Linked DNA regions of Mus musculus: region 1 is linked to region 2. The links are chromatin contacts, found by Hi-C in ENCODE. All regions are on one chromosome and are shown on one strand. Each heading gives the region's core, a stretch centred on a gene start or an enhancer-like site at or near the end of the contact. The rest is flanking DNA. Distances are from core to core; before and after follow the strand shown.

The links. A loop is a pair of places that touch in the nucleus more often than their neighbours do.
Region 1: a map of regulatory T cell shows a loop between it and region 2 (8-fold over the local background). The contact joins the promoter of Lbr here to the promoter of Tfb2m in region 2. A Hi-C loop is called at or near these places in 2 of 37 maps with a recorded cell type or tissue (regulatory T cell and v-Abl transformed pro-B cells).

What each region holds. Positions count from the first base shown.
Region 1 is chr1:181,841,105-181,845,863 of GRCm38, reverse strand. It overlaps Lbr (lamin B receptor), which reads left to right and starts at 3,463. Exons shown (of 14, transcript NM_133815.2): 1 at 3,463-3,576.
Region 2 is chr1:179,544,404-179,549,045 of GRCm38, reverse strand. It overlaps Tfb2m (transcription factor B2, mitochondrial), which reads left to right and starts at 2,770. Exons shown (of 8, transcript NM_008249.5): 1 at 2,770-3,224; 2 at 4,060-4,148. The coding sequence starts at 2,915. Cnst (consortin, connexin sorting protein) reads right to left here and starts at 2,517. Exons shown (of 11, transcript NM_146105.3): 1 at 2,430-2,517.

The DNA.
Region 1 (4,759 bases), core at 2,214-4,713, 2.3 Mb before region 2:
ACAACAGAGGCACCTTGTACTAGATGTGATGCTTGGCAATGGTTAGGAGGCAGCTGAGCCCAGGTTGGATAAAGGGGAAGTTTTGGGTCCTTGGCTTTCTCGGATCCCGGGTCAGTTTCTATCCCAGTATTTATGTGCTCAATGTGATCCTGGGTCAGTTTTATTATTGTCCCTGAGTCTCACTTTCTCTACACTAGGAAAGGAGATGGTATCTACTCACTGTGATAAAAAAATGCAAATGACACCCAGAAGGGCTTCACCAGACACCAGCCCCACCCCGACTCCTGCTGCGATGCTCTCAGCGGCTCCCAGTGGGTGTAGTTTAGTGGTGGGGTTTGTAAAAATCTTGGGAGCTAGATAGATCTCAATGGTCTTCATTCTAAGTGAAGGCATAACCCCGTAGCCATTGGTTGAACTATTCAGTCACGCTGTGGGTGGAGCCAGAGCTTCACTAATGGCGGCCCTGTGTGGATGTGCTTGACCCTCCCACCCACACCTTAGCTCTTCTCCCTCCACACATGGTGGATGGGTGGGTGGAGACTGTCTTTGGGAGGAGGAGCAGGGTCATACACTGCTGACACAGTATTCCGAATCAGGACCTGACCGCCTCTTGAGATATACAGTAGGTTTATTTTTCTCACTTTTTTATTTTTGGTTTTTCGAGACAGGGTTTCTCTGTATAGCCCTGGCTGTCCTGGAACTCACTTTGTAGACCAGGCTGGCCTCGAACTAAAAAATCCCTCTGCCTCTGCCTCCGGAGTGCTGGGATTAAAGGCGTGCGCCACCACGCCCGACTGGTGCATGGTTTTAATGCCAGCAGGCAAGCAGATCATTGTGAATTCAAGGCCTACTGAGAGGCTCTACATAAAGAGGGTACAAAACAAAAAAAGCAAAGGCCATTTAGCACAGTTGAAGAAAACGCCAGCAGGACCAGCGGCAGCAGCAAGAGACACCCGAGGTATAGGTTTTACACATCCACTAGGCTGGGGGAGAATTTCCCTGAAGGAGAGCTCCGATGCTTTTTGTCTTTTGTCTTCTTTCCCTTCAGACAGGATTTCTCTGTGTAGGTTTTATCCACACTGGAGGAAGCTCAAGGAGATAGAACCCGGCTTTCTGGAGGACACCCAGGACAGTTGGAGGACACCCAGAACACAGTTTCACAGTCAGCAAGCTCACTGGTGAACTTAATGGGCACAGATACAAAGTGTATAAAACGTATTTCCTATGCTCTATGAGTATGGATGCCTGTGGCACAGAGCCCTGTGTGTGGCAAGTACTTTGTGAAGTTTTCCTGGGATGCTGCACTCTGGAAAAGAGAGGAACATTCTAGAGTGTCAAAGGAAGGGCCGGCCAGTCTGTGGAGACTTCTGGAGAGCTGGTGAGGTGGGGTAGATAAAGAGCAAGCCTGGGGAGGTCCAGAGACCACCACATCTGTTCAGATTCCAGCAGGCCAGGGTTTCTGCATGGCTGTCCCGTGTCCTGCTGAAGTTGGGATATTTTTCTGCAGAGAAGTATTTCTGGACTCTGAGAGCATCCAAACATATTTTTAGGCTTACTTCTTAGCTAACAGTCAGAGAAAGGGATCTTTAGGATTGATTTACCAGGGGCTGGGGTGTGGCTGGCCAAGGGTAAAGGGTTTATGCTCCACCTCTAGCTTTTAAAGAAAAAGATGAACTTGGTAGTTTAAACAGGCTGCAGTGAGGCTACAACTCACATCTAATTGCAAATTATGCAACCATGAGATTTAGATAGAGAAAGACCCAAAATCCATTAAGAACTTACTGATATACATGTGGTTAAAAAAACAAACAAACATTTCATCTACCTGAATGTACTGATTACAAATGGCAATTTCGTGAATCTGAAATAAGAGAATGTTATAAGGAATTATTGCCAGCTGCGTTTCCCAATGAACAGCTGCATCTAATTTTCACAATTAATTAGTAGGTCCGGATCCATGTCCTTACCTCTTCTAACTTATTAATAAAATTAAAAAATTTAAAGTTAAATGTTAAGGAAAAGCAGGAATGAGTTCTGTATGTACCCATGCCTTGCACACACAAACATCTTTAGTGAATATAAGGTATGATGTTGAATTCGTATACAGGCTTATTTGTGTGTGTGTGTGTGTGTGCAAGTGTATACATGAAGGCCAAAGGTTAGTGTAAGTTGTCTTTCTCCAACTGCGCAACATCTTGCTCTTTGAGACAGGGTGTCTCACAAAATCCTAGCTGTTACCAACTGAGTCCAGGGAGATCTGTTTGTCCCCAGCTACCTCTGTCCCCTTCATTATAGTTACAGCCTTTTGAGAGCACCTTCCTCTTGTTTTAATTTTAGTGCTGAGGGTCTCAAGTGCTCACAAAGTTCTTATTCTTTCAAGGCAGGGTTCTTTATCATCTGAGCTGGCTCTCCAGCCTCACTGGCCTGGTCCTTTTGAAGAAACTATAAACCAAAGTTTACAAGGTTTCCCCGCCTCTGGTCTTTTATTTTGTAAGTGAAAATGCTTATATGTCCTGTGGAGGGAACCCAACGGAACCTTGGCTCTGGGTTTGAGGAGTGAAGGATGTCTTTGGTATTAGTAGAATTTATCTCAAACGACATCCTTCCCATGGTGTTTTCCTGTGTTATTTGCCGCAGGACTCGGAGTAGGATTCGTCTTTAAGAGCTGAAGCTTAAGGGATTTGCCAAACTTTACGTTTAGAGGTTTCTTGATGCACACATCTGTGGTTTAGATTTCCACCCAGGGCAACCCCAACGGCAATGACAAATCAAATCGTGGTGAGCACTCTTTCTTAGGAAGGGCTCCGAGGCACGCACTTACTCACTCGTTTGTAGCTGAGAAGGTGACAGCGCTGTGCACCTGAAGCCACGCTGCGGATGAAAAGACTTATTTCAGCCTTGCATCTGAACCCACAGTGCTTCCGAGGCAGGAAGACACTCAGATGTATTTAATAAGGGATGTTGGAAATACCTTTAAAAACAGCACGGCGAAGTAGGGAGCTTTAACGAACTGCTTTGAACTCTCAACCCGAGAGGAAGGAAACAACCAGTGGTGGCAAGTGTAAGGGGGGGGGGGAGTTTGGGGGCTCCGGCCTGGGCCTGCTGGGGTCGGGTCCAGGCGGGACGCGAAGCCCGCGGGCTTCGGCCGTGGCCGGACTAAGCGCGCGGCCCGCTGGCTCCCGAGGTTACACACGGACCGAGAGCCGGGTGACAGCAGCGGACGCTTTTGCCTGGCGTCGCGCGAGCTTCACCCTCCTCCCAGACCGCCGGCCTAGATCGCTCCGCAGGAGGGCGCGAGCCAAAGCGCGGCTTGGTGCCTGGGCTGCGGAGATAAACCGGGTGGGGACGCCGGACGCTCACGAGCGGGCGGGCTGGACGCGCCACTGGCCCTCGACCAATCGCCAGCGCCGGCGATGATTCAAAAGGTCGAGGGACCAATGGGGAGCTCAGGGCAGCCTCGCTAGGGGCGGGACCTCGGGGGCGCGAGAGCGCGGCCGGCTGTGTCGCGCGCGGAGTCGCCGCTGGCTGCTGGTGACTGTCCTGGAGTGGCTGGAGTTCCCGCCGGAGCGCGGCCAGGTGAGCGTCGGCGCGGGACTCCGCCGCGTGTGGAGAGCGGGTTCCCCGGGGCGGCCGGCGAGGCTGGGGCCGCGCGGGCCGGAAGTCGAGCGCGGGTTTCGGATGGCGGACAACCCCCGATCCCCGTCTCGGACGCGCGCGTTGGGTGCCCCGGCCGGGCCGGGCTGGGCTGTGCTCGCCGCGGCTTCCCGGCCCTCGGAAAGCGGGCGGCCTTCGGAGGAGGGGTTAACCGCCTCTGGCTCCTGCCAGGGCGCCGTCCCGCCTATCCGGGCCTCCTGAGTGCTTCTGCGCGGTGACAGCGGACCTCGCGCCTCCAGCAGCTTCGAGGGCCACTCAGTGCGCGCTGGGGTGCGGAGGGCCTGCTCCGGGGCACTTCGGCGATGGCGGGCTGGCCTGGCGTTGCGCCCGCCCGCCCTGTGTAGCGCACTTGGTGTGCTAGGGCCGTGGCTCAGGTGCAGGAGCAGGACTAGATCTGGGGCTACAAAGTAGCAGCTGCTCTGAGGGTTAGAAGATGGGGCTACAGAGAAGCGCGGGATGGAGGACCTAATACGGACAGAGAGGGTGATGATGAGCGTTGACTGGGGAGTTGGGGCGGGAGTGAGTAAGGACTGTTAAGATTAGCGTGCTTTTGGGTATTAAGGGAAAAGGCCACTCTGCCAGGACAGCCAGCTTTCTCCTGCACGGCTCTGAAGGGGCACAGACCCTGCGAACGCCTTCCTGTTTGCGTTTTGCCTAGCAGGCCTGTGCCGGCTCAGGTGTTAAAGGGTAGCTGTGAGCCACCATTTGAGCTTTTTCTTTCTGCCACATTAAGTGAATTTGGGAGAGGGGGGGAAACGATTAAAGATCTTAGTAACGCACCGGAGCATCGTAGAAAGAAATCGGCCACACTGATACATAGTGTTATATTGTACCATAATATGTGAGGCGTTCAGTGCCAAATGACCCTCGGGTTAGCAAGAATCTGGGTTGACAGGAAAAAAGCCTGAGGATTCTTGAATTTCTGCGGTATGTGGTTGAGGGTACAGTTTAGCGAGTGACTTTTCTTTGCAAACAACCTGTTTGTTTAGGGAAGCCTGTGTGCGTCTCTTATGCGTTACTTGGGTGCATAAGAATACACGGGAGTCTGGAGCCTCCTTGTCCTATCCAGTATAATTATCTCCTGTTGGGCAATATTTTGGGATGT
Region 2 (4,642 bases), core at 1,521-4,020:
AAGCCAGAACTGTCATTTAGTATTTCCCAATTTCAATTCTCATTTAAAAGCTACAAGAAAAAAAAAGAGAGAAACCAGTAGTTTCCGTTCTCAAGCAATCTGATTATGATAACTTAATAAGAAAAATAATTTAAAACCAGCCATAAAGAAACCAGCAGGCACTATTAGAAAGAAAAATTACTTCAAAGGCACAAAAATTGCACAAGATACAAAAGCCCCAACTGCTAAGCAATTTGTGAAAAAAAAAAAACTTTAATTAAGCTTTTCTAAAAATGTAGGTCTAAATGCTGACTCTAAGATTCATTTTAAAAGTGAAATGGACATGGGGTGGGTGCTTTCTGTATTGCTCGAGTACCTGCAAATGCAGACAAGTATACCATTAACTCTATGCAGAGGGAAACAACTAGGCACATGGCAAAGGCCTGCAGTGCCAGGGATGCTGAGTTAACCAAGGGTGGGGGCTCAGGCGGGAAGGCGTTTGCAGAGAAAACATGGAAACCTGAGTCCTGATCCCCAAAGACCCACACCCATAACCTGAGTGCGTGGAGGATGGAGGCAGACGGAGCCGTGGACACTGACGGACAGCCAGCCCAGCAGGATCTGAGCTCCAGGGTCAGGAACAGAACATGTCTCAACAAAACAGTGGACAGTGACAGTCACGTGACATCACACTACACAGGCACACACATGCATACCACATACACAAACAGAAACAGGGAGCTGGGGAGGTAGCTCCAGGGCAGAGCACTCGCCCAGCGCGTGTGCAAAGCCCAGGCTTTGACCCCTAACAAAGAAGGACAATGATAAATATAACTTTCCTAACGCCAACCACTCAAAAGGAAAATAAACCCTGCCCCAAGTTTCCTTGGACTGAGTAGGCTGTGGTCCACAGGCATTGTGAAATTTTTAAAAATGGTGCTAGGTCTGGAATTCAGGGCCTTATACGTGCGAAGTGGTCTACCACTGAGCTACAATCCCCTTGCCTTAAGAGGCTTATTTTAAAAATGAAAAACTCAAGAATATACTGGGTAAGTAAATTTTGTTATTGCTCTGATATTTTTTAAAAATCATTCTGAGGGAGGGACTGGGAGGAGAGGAGGCAGGGGAGGCAAGGATCGTGAGGTAAAGTTAATTAATTATTTAATTAATAAAAATTATAAAAATCATTCTGCCATATTCAATTGTTAAAATATAGCTCTGGGGAGGGGTGCAAGTCTAGAATCCTTCTGAGTTTATCAAAATGCCAATGGGGGGGGGTCACCTTTGCTTTTTTTCTTTTCCTGAGACATGGTTTCACTATATCCTAAACTAGCCCTGAACTCTATGCATCCCAGGCTGGCCTCCAACTGGTGGGTAATCAGCCTCCTGAATGCCAGGAGCACAGACTTTTACCACCATGCCTGGGAAGAATAATTTCAATAAAGAAAGGATGTTAAAAAACAAAACAAAAACTTAACAAAATCAAGATCAGTGAACAACAGTTAATAGCTTCTGCAGTGTACTAACTTACCATGCAAAAAAGGCCATCTTCAGGTGTCAATTCTTTCCGCCCTAGAGTTTCATTAGCTAAGGGCAATCTTGAGGCTACTTGGCAGGTGACACATTCCTGAGAAACTCTTTCCTTGTGCATTTATATGCCAAGCTCAATTATGCTGCCAGCAGAGTAAGCAGAAAGGATTGTACATATTTTAAACTAAGAAGTTGATTGGCCGCAGCTTCCAGCCTTGATGGAAGGGATAATGGGCAAAGCTTTGAGTACGATCCCCAAACACCGAAATCACTCTCAAAGAAAAGGATCTTCTAACACTGCCAAAATTCCCATTAGAGTATCCTATTTTTAGTCTTTGCAATCGGCCTTTTAAATTGCATTCTACGGTACAATGTGCTTAACTAAGTTTACACAGAGAATAAGGAAGCTTCCTAAGGCTTTAATCCTTTTAAACATGGGAAGGAATTTTAAGCTTTCAAATATTAAAATTTTTCAGCCTGAAATTTCAGTCTTGCAAACATGCATATTAAAAAGAAAAGGTAAATCTTGGCCCACAGGGAGGGAAAGAAGGGAGGCACTCGGCGGTTCCTGACAACCAAAGAGGTAGCTGTGGAGGGGAAAGAAGGTATATGGGGGCAAATAAAAGCTACCCGCAGGGAAGCTGGCACAGGCGACGGGCCACCGAACAGAGACACCGACGCGGAGTAGAAGCTGCCGGGTCCCCGGGGAGGGGAGCGCGCGCGGAGAAATTGGCGCGACGCGCGACAACCGCGTACCCGCAGAAAAGCGGGGAAAACAGGAGATCCGAGAGGGGGCGGATGCGAGAGGGACCCGCTGCAACTCCGGGGAGGACAGCGCCCGGGGAGGAGCCAGCGACTCCCCACAGCTCGGCGGTCGCCGCCAGCCGGCTGATCCCCTGCAGCCGGGCTGCTGGTCTTACCTGGGCATCCGAGGCAATGCAAGGGCTACCGCCGGGCGCCGGGTCTGTTTCCAGCCCCGCGCGCTGACATGGCGGCCGACGAGCTGTCACACCGCCGGCTCGGGTCTCCCGCGGCACTGGAGGATCGGACACCTCTAGCCTTCCCGCCCCGCCTCCCTCTGCGCAACCCTCCCGGCTGGCGGCCGGACCGAGGAGCATAGAGTGCGAGACCGCGGCTAGAGAGGAAGTGCGGAGGGCGGGCGACCATAGAGTTCCAGCACGGACACACCCGGAGAGTCCACGCACAGGAGCCTGGGGGCGGAGCCTAGGCGGAAGCGGAAGCGAGTGAGCAAAGGACTGAGGCTAGGTCGTTCGCATGCGCCATTCGTAATGTTTACTTCCGCCCGGCCTAGTGTGGTGGTGAAATGTGTGCACGTGTGATGGGGTGCTCTGCGTTCTTCGCAGAGGCTACCTTAACTGGTGTTTGAGGTGGACTTTAGAGGAGGATGAGGGGACCGGCGATGCGGCTTCCCCCGCGGATCGCGCTGTCAGCGTTGGCCCGCGGCCCATCTTGCATTCTAGGGTCCGGAGCGGCGACGCGGAAGGACTGGCAAACGAGGAACCGCCGCGGCTTCTCTGACTTCAATATAGAGCCGTTGCCTGATTCTGATTTGGAGGAGTCGTCCCCGTGGACATCCAGGAATCGATCGGAGCCTACGCGTCACATAGCATGTAAGAAAGCGGCCAGGAACCTGGTACGGGACCTGCTGGAGCACCAAAACCCATCCCGTCAAATTATACTAGAGTGCAATCCAGGTGAGTTGAACAGAAGCTTTGCCCTTAGCGTTTACGTGCCCAATATCCTAAATTAGTGTTTGTTTATTGTGTATGCGCGCGTGTTTAGGTCAGAAGACGACTTAGCGAGAGTCAGTTCTCGCCCTACACTTGTGATCTCAATGATTGAAACGAAGTGTTCAGGCTTTACGCCAACCGCCATTGCCCTCTGAGCGTTCTCATTGACCCTGAATTGTATTTTTTTCTTTCTTAAGCATCACTTCTTACTGACAGTCATTTCGTTTAGACTTGACAGTAATTTTTATGGCTAAACATTCAAATAGTCCGTGAGTAAGAGGTAGTCGCAATCTTACATACTATCTTATATACTTGTTTTTCTTCTAGGAAATAGTGACATTTGTTAGGACAGTAAGTGTTGCTGTCACTGACAGACAGAAGGCTGTACAGCTTACCTGTTGAGATGTTGTGGGTTCAAGGTAACTGCCTAATCATAGTTTTCTATATGCAAAAAGAATGTTATCTGGAAACATTGTGTCGTTGAAGCTTGTGTAAAGTCGACTTTGAAAGTGACTGTGGCCGGATGCAATGGCACACACCTTTAATCCCAGCAAGAGGCAGACTGATCTGTGAGTTGGAGGCCATCGAGGTCTACAGAGTGAATTCCAGGACAGCCAGAGCTACACAGTGAGATCCTGTCTTAAAAATAGAGGAAGAGAAAGACACACACACACACACACAGAGAGAGAGAGAGAGAGAGAGACAGACAGACAGACAGACAGACAGATAGAAATGGAGAGACAGAATCAGACAGTATGTTGTTTATTTTGCAAATAAAGTTTTTCTGTTAATATACCAGGTCCTGGAATCCTGACTGGGGCATTACTTAAAGCTGGTGCCAGAGTGGTTGCCTTTGAAAGTGAAAAGACTTTTATTCCACATTTGGAGGTATATTTTTATGTTCCTAAAGTAATATATCTATAAAGACTAGGACCTGTTGAGTGTTCCATGCTTGTTGAGTTTCTGAAAGCTTGGGAGTTCTGAAATCTCTTTTCTAGTTCCTACTGGGGCCCCGAAAATGATAACCTCAAAGCATGACTCATTAATAATAAGTGAGTATTTTGGAATAAAGGACAGTTGGAAGCCCTCAGGTGTAGCTTCAGGAAGAAAGTGTTTCTGCCCTCCTGTTCTTCAAATCAAGCCCTAGAGAGCAGAACTCCTATTCTCAGGATAGACACAGAAGCTAGGACCACCTCACTGCAAAAGAAATGATAGGCCTGAGAATTACTGTAAGCTTTCTGTGTGAGAACTGCCTTTGGCCTACCTTGATTCATAGAGGATCGGGAGTTCTTTTGTCAGAAGCGTTCACCCTCTGCCCAAGAGGAACGAATGACAAACGTAGAGAGCCTAAGAATCTGAACGGAGCGGCCCTGGGTCTGCTT